2 separate regions of the Homo sapiens genome follow, and region 1 is linked to region 2. Evidence: read pairs that join two places in POLR2A ChIA-PET (ENCODE). Cell type or tissue: HepG2. All regions are shown on one strand. Region 1 has its middle 19 kb from the start of MRPL9. Region 2 overlaps SNX27 (sorting nexin 27).

Region 1 (5,000 bases), 130 kb after region 2:
TTGGCTGTTCTCTGTAGGCCAGGGCTGACATAGGGTATACGGTCACAGAGCTGGGCTTACTAGTAGCAGAGGGACAATAGGATGCCAGAGTCAAAGTAGCAGAATTATTGTGCTGAGCAGAAAGGTTGGAGAGGTAGCCAGGGTCTGACCAGCAGAGAAATTTGGCGATCATTAATAGAGCATGGGTTCCTGGGGACAAGATAGATGGCACTCAACAAATACGTTGTTCAATGCATTAAAAAACAAACAACAACAACAACAACAAAAAGAAATTAAGGATGGATGATTAGGAGGTGGAGGGCAGCCACCCTGATAAAAAGTTACAATTCCTTACTGTTTCTGCACCCGCTCAGCTTAAAAAAAAATTCATCTTTACTGAGGTACAATTTACCTACATTAAAATTCACCCATTTTAAATATATACTTTAATGAGTTTTACAGATATGTACAGTTGTTCAGCCATTAACACAAGATATGCAACATTTCCATCATGCCCCCAAATTTCCTTGTGGACAGTGGTGCGCTGGATCCCACTTATGCCACCTTGGGAGATTCAGCTGTTAACTAGCCTTTCTTCTCTACTAAATGTTCGGTCATGTCACATCGGTAATTTGAAATTGGCAATGGAGGGGTATTTACACCATGGAAATCAGCAAATGCTACAAACCAGGCTCCCTCTCCACCAAGAGCCAGTTGTTAAACATTTCCCAGGACACCGCTGCTCATTACCCTCTGCAGTCAATTCCCATCCTCAGCTCTGGCCCCTAGCAACCACTGATAAATTGCCACTATAGTCTTGCTTTTTAAAGAATTTCACATAAATGGAATCATATAGCATGTAGTCTTTTGTGTTCAACTTCTTTCATTATACTTTTAGGTTTATCACTGTTGTACATATCATTTGTTCCTCTCTCTTGTTGGGTAGTATTCCACTGTTTTTGCAGCAGTTGATGGATGTTTGGATTGTTTTCATTTGGGGACTATCATGAATAAAACTCCAATGAACTTTCACATATCATTAGTAACTTTTCATTTCTCTTTGGTAAATATCTGGGAATAGGATTGCTGTGTTAAATGGTAAGTGCATGTTTTAACTTTGTAAGGAACTGCCAAACTCTTTTTCAAAGTTCCTACCTCATTCTGCATTCCTACCAGCAATGTATGACCAGTTTATCTGCATTTTTAGCAGGATTTGGTGCTGTTGCTATTTTTTATTTCAGCCATTCTGATAGGTGTGTAGTAACACATTGTAGTTTTAATTTACATTTCTCTGATAGCTAATCATGTTGAACATCTTTTCATATGCTTGAATATTCTTTTGGGTGAAATGTATATTCATGTTTTTTGCCCATTTTCTAAGTGGATTGTTTGTGGGGTTTTTTGTTTGTTTGTTTTGTTTTTTTGATAGGGGTTCACTCTGTTGCACAGGCTGGAGTACAGTGGCACGATCATAGCTCACTATAACGTGGAACTCCTGGGCTCAAGTGATCCTCTTGTCTCAGTCTCCTATGTAGCTGGGTCTACAGGTGTGCACGGCCACACCTGGCTAATTTTTAAATGTTTGGTAGAGATGGGGTCTCCTTATGTTATCCAGGCTGTTCTCCAACTCCTGGCTTCAAGTGATCCTCCTACCTTGGCCTCCCAAAGTGCTGGAATTACAGGCAGTTTTTTTGTTTTGTTTTGTTTTTACTGTTGAGTTTGAGGGTTTTTTTTTTTTTTTTTACTGGAATTACAGGCAGTTTTTTTGTTTTGTTTTGTTTTTACTGTTGAGTTTGAGGTTTTTTTTTTTTTTTAATATACTGAAGATACTGGTCCTTTGTTAGATATGTAATTTGCAAATATTTTCTCCCAGTACCTTGTCTTTTCACCCTCTTCACATGGGCTTTCCAAGGGCAAAAGTTTTTAATTTTGAGAGGTCCAAAATCTCAATTTTTTTTTCATGGATTGTGCTTTTGGTATCATGTCTAAGAACTCTTTGTCTAATCCTAGAATTTGAAAGTGTTCTTCTGTTTTAAAAATAAGTTTTATAGTTTTACAAGTTACATTTAAGTCTTTTGCCATTTTGAGCTAATTTTTATAGAAGGTATTAGACTTAGATCGAGTTTCATTTTTTGCCTATGGCTGTCCAGTTGCTCCAACATCATTTGTTGAAAAGGCTAGCTTTCCTCCAGCGAATTGATTTTTTTAAATTGAATTGAGGTAGTACCTTTTCATTGAATTGAGGTAGTACCTTTGTACTACCTCAGCACTATGTTGAATATAAAAACATTCAGACTTTCACCATTAAGTGTAATGTTAACTGTAAGCTTTTTACAGGTACTCTGTCAAGTTAAGGAAGTTTCTCTGTATTCTTATTTTTCTGAGAGTTGTTTTTTTCTTTAAATCACAAATGAGTGTTATTTTGTCAAATGAGTCTTCTGCATTACTTGATTTTATTTTGTGATTTTCTTCTTTAGAGTTTTAATAGGATGGATTACATTGATTGATTTTTTAATATTGAACCAGCCTTGCATCTTTGGAATGAGATGGGTATGGTGTGTAATGCTTTTTATACATTACTGAGATCTATTTACTGATACTTTGTTAATGCTTTTTGCATCTATACTCATGAGAGATATTGGTTTGTACTTATTTTATACTGTTTTGTCTTTTTCCCCCTCAGGGTAATACTGGCTTCATAAAATGAAGTAGGAAGTGTTCTTTCCTCCTCTATTTCTATTACGTAGAATTGGTGTTAATTCTTCTTTAGACATTTGGTAGAATTCTCTAGTGAAACTATCTGGGCCTGGAGATTTCCTTTCCTAGGGAGTGGGAGAAGTTTTACATTATGAATTTAATTTCCTTAATAGTTACAGAGCTATTTAAATTATATATTTTATATTGTGTTCATTGTGGTATTTGTGTTTTTTGATTTGGTCCATTTTGTCTAAGCTGTCAATTTACGTGTATAGATCCATGGTATTCCCTTATCCTTTTGATGTTTGTAGTGATATGTTGTTTCATTCCTGATATTGGTAATTTGTATCTTTTTGTTTTTCATCAGTTTTGCTAGTGGCCTGCCAATTTTAATAATTTTTTTCCAAAGAAACAGTTACTTGTTTTATTGATTTTGTTCATTGATTTTTAAAAAATAAATCTCATTGATTTCCTGTTCTTTTTGGTATCTTCATTATTCCTTGCTCATGCTTGGTTTGGGTTTAGTTTGCTCTTCTTTTTCTAAGTTCTTGAGGTGAGAATTTAGATTATTGATGTTGGAGTTTTTTATTTTCCTAATGTATACATTTAATGCCATATTTTTCCCTCAGCACTGCTTTAGCTGTGTGACAGAAATTTTGATAGGTTGTGTTTTCATTTTTATTCAGTTCAATGTATTTCAAAACTCTTTTTTTTTTTTTTTCTTAAATCATCCAGTAGAATTCCTGGGTTTATGCAATCCTCTTGCCTCAGCCACCTGAGAAGCTGAGACTTCAGGCTTGTGCCTTTGCACTCAGGGCATTCAAGGTATTTTTTAAAAATTTCCTTGAAACTCCCTCTTTGACCCATGGGTTTTTACAAAGTGTGTTGTTTGACTTATAAGTATTTGAAAATTTTCCTCCTATCTTCTTTATTTTTGAGACGGAGTTTTACTCACTCTTGTCACCTAGGCTGGAGTGCAATGGTGTGATCTTGCCTCACTGCAACCTCCGCCTCCTGGGTTCAAGCAATTCCTGCTTCAGCCTCCCGAGTAGCTGGGATTACAGGTGCCCACCACCACACCTGGCTAATTTTTGTATTTTATTAGAGATGGGGTTTCACCATGTTGGCCAGGCTGGCTTGAACTTCTGGCCTCAGGTGATCTGCCCGCCTTGGCCTCCTGAAGTCCTGGGATTACAGGCGTGAGCCACTGCTCCTGGCCCCTCCTATCTTTCTATTATTAATTTGATTCCATAGTTGTCAGAGAACATATTGTATAGTGTAATCCTTTTTAATTTGTTGAGATTTGTTACATGGTCTAGGATATGGTCCACCTTGGTATATGATCTGTGAGAGCATTAAATAATGTGTACTCTGCTGTTGTTGGGTGTAGTGTTCTATATAATGTCAATTAGGTCTTGTTGGTTTGATGATATTGTTGAGTTCTTCCATATACCTGCTGATTTTCTGTCTAGTTGTTCTATCCATTTTTGATAGAGGGGTGTTGATGTCTCCAAATATAATTGTGGATTTGTCTGTGTCTGTTTTGAGTTCCATTCGTTTTTGCCTCACACATTTTTCAGCTCCTTTGTTTGGTGCATATGCATTCAGGATCGTTATGTCTTACTGATGGATTGACCCTTTTTATCATTATATGATGATCCTTTTTGTCTCTGATAATTTTCTTTGCTTTGAAGTTTACTTTACCTGTTATTAGTATAGCCGCTTTTGCTTTCCTTTGGTTAATGTTTGTCTTTTTTTGAGACAGAGTCTCACTCCATCACCCAGGCTGGAGTGCAGTGGTACCATCTCGGCTCACTGCAACCTCCACCTCCCGGGTTCAAGTGATTCTTGTGCTTTGATCTCCTGAGTAGCTGGGATTACAGTCGCCCACCACCATGTCTAGCTAATTTTTGTATTTTTTAGTGCAGATGAGGTTTCACCACGTTGGCCAGGCTGGTCTCGAACTCCTAACCTCAAGTGATCTGCCTGCATTGGCCTCCCAAAGTGCTGGGATTACAGGTGTGAGCCACCACTTGTGGCTTTTTTTTTTTTTTTTGACAGGGTCTCGCTCTGTCACCCAGAGTGAAGTCCAGTGGCACAATCTCGGGTCACTGCAATCTCCGCTTCCAAGGTTTAAGTGATTCTCCTGCCTCAGCCTCCTGAGTAGCTTGGGTTACAGGTGCCTGCCACCAAGCCCAGCTAATTTGGTTAATGTCTGCATGATATAACTTTCCCCATCCTTTTACTTTCAGCCTGCCCATATCATTATATTTAAAGTAAGTTTCCTGTAGATAGTACATAGTTTGGGTCATGCTTTTTAATTC
Region 2 (5,000 bases):
CTGTTCTATCTGATCGTCTATACTTTATTTATTGGATCTTGCTAAGCTCTTGAAATAAAGATGGATGGTTAAGAGGTAGCACAAGTTAATATTAATAGTTATAATAATCATTTTACTGCTTTGCAGCGTGTATAGTGTGTTATAGTTTGTAGTTTTATTTATTTATTTATTTATTTATTTATTTAGAGACAGCGTTTCACTCTTGTTGCCCAGGCTGGAGTGCAGTGGTGCGATCTCGGCTCACTGCAACCTCCGCCTCCCGGGTTCAAGCAATTCCCCTGCCTCAGCTTCCCAAGCAGCTGGGATTACAGGCATGTGCCACCACGCCCATCTAATTTTTGTATTTTTAGTAGAGACGGGGTTTCTCCATGTTGGTCAGGCCAGGCTGGTCTCAAACTCCCCACCTCAGGTGATCAGCCCGCCTCGGCCTCCCAAAGTGCTGGGATTACAGGCATGAGCCACTGCGCCCAGTCAGTCTGTAGTGTTTTTACATCTGATCTTCACACAGTCCTGTGAGATAGGAAGATTATAAGCTCATCAAGGGCAGGGACTACATCAAATACTATGTATTTGTTGTATCCCTAGCCAAATGTCTGGTGGCCCATGGAAAGTATTCTTCAGTAAATACTTGCCAAATGAATATATGAGTATTATCCCTATTTTATAAGACAGGAAATGGAAACTGAGTGTTGTACCAATGAATGGCAACCAGAATTAAATCCAGATCTTTGGATTCTAGATCTTGAATATTTTCTCTTTTTAGAGCTGTTTTTTTTTTTTTTTTTTTTTTTAAAGAGATAGGAGTCTCACTATGTTGCCCAGGCTGTACTTGAATTCTGGGCTCAAGTGATCCTCCCACCTCAGCCTTCCGAGTAGCTGGCACTACAGGCATGCACTACCACACCTGGCTAATTTTTTTGTACTTTTTTTTTTTTTTTGTAGAGATGGGGTTGCCATGTTGCCCAGTGTGGTCTTGAACCCCTGGCCTCAAGTGATCTGCCCACTTTGGCCTCCTAAACCGCTGGCATTGCAGGCTTGAGCACCTGGCTGCTTAAAATTCAGTTACATTCATATAAACGTCGATAGTGGTTGAACTTTGGTTCTACTATTGTGAAATGTAACTATTTTATATCTTTATTTACTCACTATTACCCATTGTTAAATTGGATGAGAGACAGGGGACTAAAGCAGGCATTCTTTGCCTTTATTATTGCTATCTTTACCCTGTTGGTTATCAGTGAAGACAGCAGAACAATCATTTTTAAATTCCTTTTAATTTCACAGGTAGTTGAGGTTGCAAACAAATAAAACTAAATTTGAAAATAGCATTACCTTCCCCTCAGAAATCACTTCCACAGATTGCTGTAACCAGGAAAATATATTTTATTAGTAGCATAACAATTTGTCTGGGTCTTTTAACTTATTGTGAAGAACAGTTCTTTTTCCATCCACCACTGACCAGTTTTTTTCAGATGAGGGCCTGTTACCATGCTCTCAAAGATAATTATTTTTCTAGGTAAGTCCCATTGGGAATAATTCTTATGACCTTGTAGATAAGCAAAGAGACTTAATTGACAAGCAGACACTTAACAATTTATGATCACTGCTCAAAATGCTTTTTGAGCATAATCTTTGGCAGGTTCATTCATTAGATGATGGCATTGCTGACAAAAGGATATTGTGGTGGTTTAGGTTAGAGCCATTTAGGTTCATTCTTTTCTTCCACCTCAGCTATACAGATGTTTTCTGTGCTTCTTGGGCAATCCAGTAAGAGCCCATGGATGGGTTGGTACAGTTCAGCCCACATTTGGAAAAAAATTTTAGGCAGTTTTAAAATATCTTTTAAAAAATTGCAGCTCATAGTAAGAGATACATTTTACATTATAACCTAATATATATGCAAAAAAAAAAAACACCTGAAATAAGCTTCACAAAAATTATGTTTACTGGCCAGGCACAGTGGCTCACGCCTGTAATCCCAGCACTTTGGGAAGCCGAGGTGGGCGGATCACTTGAGCTCAGGAATTCGAAACCAGCCTGGGCAACATGGTGAAACCTCATCTCTGCAAAAAATACAAAAGTTAGCCACGTGTGGTGGCGCATGCCTATAGTCCCAGCTACTCAGGAGGCTGAGGTGGGAGGATTGCTGGAGCCTGGGATGTTGAGGCTGCAGTGAGCCATGATCACATCACTGACCTCAAGCCTGGGAGACAGAAACCCTGTCTCAAAAATAAAACAAAACTGAACACCAGAGTGCATGATACCAGTAAATACAGTTTTTTTGGTTTCTTTTTTCCTCTCACCTTAGCCTTCCAGAAAGCTGGGACCATAGGCGTATGCCACCATGCCCAGCTAATTTTTTGTATTTTTTGTAGAGACAGGGTTTCACCATGTTGCCCAGGCTGGTCTGAGATTCCTGGGCTGAAGTGATCCGCTTGCCTCGGCTTCCCAAAGTGCTGGGATTACAGGTGTGAGCCACCGTGCCGGGCCCACTCTGGTATTTTTTAGTTTGTTCATATTTTGAGTTTCTTTGTTCTGTTTTTTTGAGTGCTGGTGGTGGCCTGGTACATTAATTTCACAACTCATTAGGTTGTGATCCACTGTCTGAAAAACAGTAATTTAGGGCATCACTTTTCCTGATATTGGCATGCTAAATATTACTTCATACTCAGTTTGGTTCCACAAGTAAGCACACACTGTATATAAAGAACTGCTTGGCTTGTATGAGTCACAGGGTCTCTGCATCCCTGCCTTTGAGAAGCTTACACTGCAGTAGGGAAGGTAAACAATTTGCTGTGTGTAAAGCTAAACGAGGTAATAGAGATAAATGAAAAGCACAATCGAAGTATAGAGGCAGGAGTGAATATGCCTAAGAAGACTGGTGGGGAGACAGCTCATACAAGGCTTTTAAACTGGATTGAAGAACAAATAAAACTTCAGAGAAGGGGCAAGGATTTTATAGGTTGAGGAAAACTGTGACCAAAGAGGGGAAAATGTGAAAAGCTCTTAGGCTAGCAAGGGGCTTAAAGTTGCTGTTTGTCTGTAGACATTTGTGATGATAGAAACTGGAAAGGAAGGTTGCAGTAAGATTTTAAAAAGATGGCTTTGAATGTAATCCCAAGAAGTTTGGATTTTTTTCTCTTTATGAGCTCAGAATATAGCTGTGTGTGCATTAATACCCAGGACTTCCTGTGAATTCAGTTTTATATAATTATTTACCAGAAGAAGTTGAATAACTTTTCCAAGGCGAAAGAGGAAAATCACTATTAGAATTAGAGTAATTTCAGAGCCATCTAGTCTCTTGGACTGTCTTGTACTATATAAAGAAGGGAACTAAGAACAACTAAGCTCTGACACCCAGAACTGGGAACAGCTGGTGAGGAGCTGGTTGCCTTTAACTTGTGTTTGTATTTTATTTCACAATCGAATCCAGCTTCTCAGTTATCCTTTCTCTTTCTCTTCTGTTTTAAATGACTATACTTACTATTGTGTTTACAATTGATAACTTTCATCCTTGTGTGCTACAAGCCTGTTGTGTTCTAGCTCTACTTTCCTCCAAGTCTGTTCCTCTGATTTGAAGATGCTTTTTTTTTTTTTGTGACAGAGTCTTGCTCTGTCGCCTAGGCTGGAGAGCAGTGGCACGATCTCGGCTCACTGCAACCTCAGCCTCCCAGGTTCAAGCAATTCTCCTGCCTTAGCCTCCTGAGTAGCTGGGATTACAGGTGTGCACCACCATGCCCAGCTGAATTGTTTGTATTTTTAGTAGAGACCGGGTTTCACCATGCTGGCCAGGCTGGTCTTGAACTCATGACCTCGTAGTCCACCCACCTCGGCCTCCCAAAGTACTGGGATTACAGGCATAAGCCACTGCACCTGGCCGAAGATGCTTCTTTTAATTTAAATCTTTTATTTTGGCATACAGCATGTTGGGAGCTGAGTGGACTGAAGACGGGGGGGAAACTTAATGTGGTACTAAAGTTTACACTTAATACCTACCTTCAAAATGAAAATTCATGTGAAGCTCCTTCAAATAAGTTTAAGACCTGGTGGTGATCACAAAGTGAATTGTTGCTTTCTTTCATAATATTCGTACTCCAGGGTTAAATTTTGTGGTATGGTATTAGTCAAATGCTAGGTAGTATGTGTGTAGTCTCTTGTTTATTATTTATTGCTCCCTGCCAACTAAATAAGGTTCTCATAATAGTTGAGGAAATGTGCCTTTCTGCAAGGTATTGAGTTGCTGAATAAGGAGTTGTATTTGAGTACTCTTATGTGTACTTCCTCAGTGAACTTCCACTGATACGAAAACATCTTTTAAGAAATGGTCTGTTTTTGCTTAAGCTGTCTGAAACTTTTTAGATTCTTGTGTCAAACCTCAGAGCAAGACCAGAATGATAGGCCTATGTTTTCTACAGGCCTGATACACAAGGAATTAGCTTACTTCCCTCTGGAAAAGTACAGGCAGTCTGCAGAGAGTCAGCTGCTCTGGTGCATGCTCTCCCAGCTGCTTTCAAGAGGCTGATTACTCTTAAAGAACTTTCAATAAGATTATTAACTAGGAAGGTTGTCTCTTCCACCCGCAAATACCACAGTACTTTTATATCTATGTGTTGATCTAGTTTTATTTATATTTATTTATTATGTTTTAAAAATTGGGAGATTGATTAAATGAATATTTGGAGATCTTGGAAAGCATGATGGCCTCTGAGAATTTTGGAAACTTTTTCTACTTATTTTGCTGATCAGTTTAATCATCTAGAACGTTTGTTCCTGCCTCTGTCTTTACTTGGAAACAGCAATGAGTTTTGTTCTCTCTACCTGAGGTTTTGTATCAAGGAAATGTGACACTGAAGTTTCGTTTGTGAGTTATGTGCTAGTAGATTATTTTAGATTTCCCTGTCTTACCCAGTTATCTTTTATATTCCTCATTTGGAAAAGGTCCGACTGTACCTTTCTTCTCTTTCAATATGTTGGAATGGACTACAGACTTACAGAAATTG

Evidence for each region. ChIA-PET counts read pairs that join two places held together with the same protein. Peaks named below come from ENCODE experiments on the same cell type or tissue, not always from the same donor. Only the 100,000 strongest peaks of a DNase experiment are listed, where the experiment ranks them.
Region 1: POLR2A ChIA-PET joins it to region 2 with 5 read pairs; 3 of 35 experiments call an interaction of 5 or more read pairs at or near these places.

What each region holds. Positions count from the first base shown.
Region 1 is chr1:151,742,428-151,747,427 of GRCh38, forward strand. No RefSeq gene overlaps it. Among named protein-coding and RNA genes, the nearest start is that of MRPL9, 19 kb to the right of the region's middle. In HepG2, no CTCF peak of the experiment used is centred here; no DNase peak of the experiment used is centred here; H3K27me3 peaks cover 262 bases.
Region 2 is chr1:151,617,111-151,622,110 of GRCh38, forward strand. All of the region lies in intron 1 of SNX27 (sorting nexin 27), which reads left to right. Among named protein-coding and RNA genes, the nearest start is that of SNX27, 7.6 kb to the left of the region's middle. RefSeq lists enhancers at 1,512-2,012, 2,013-2,513. In HepG2, no CTCF peak of the experiment used is centred here; a DNase peak (open chromatin) is centred at 2,751.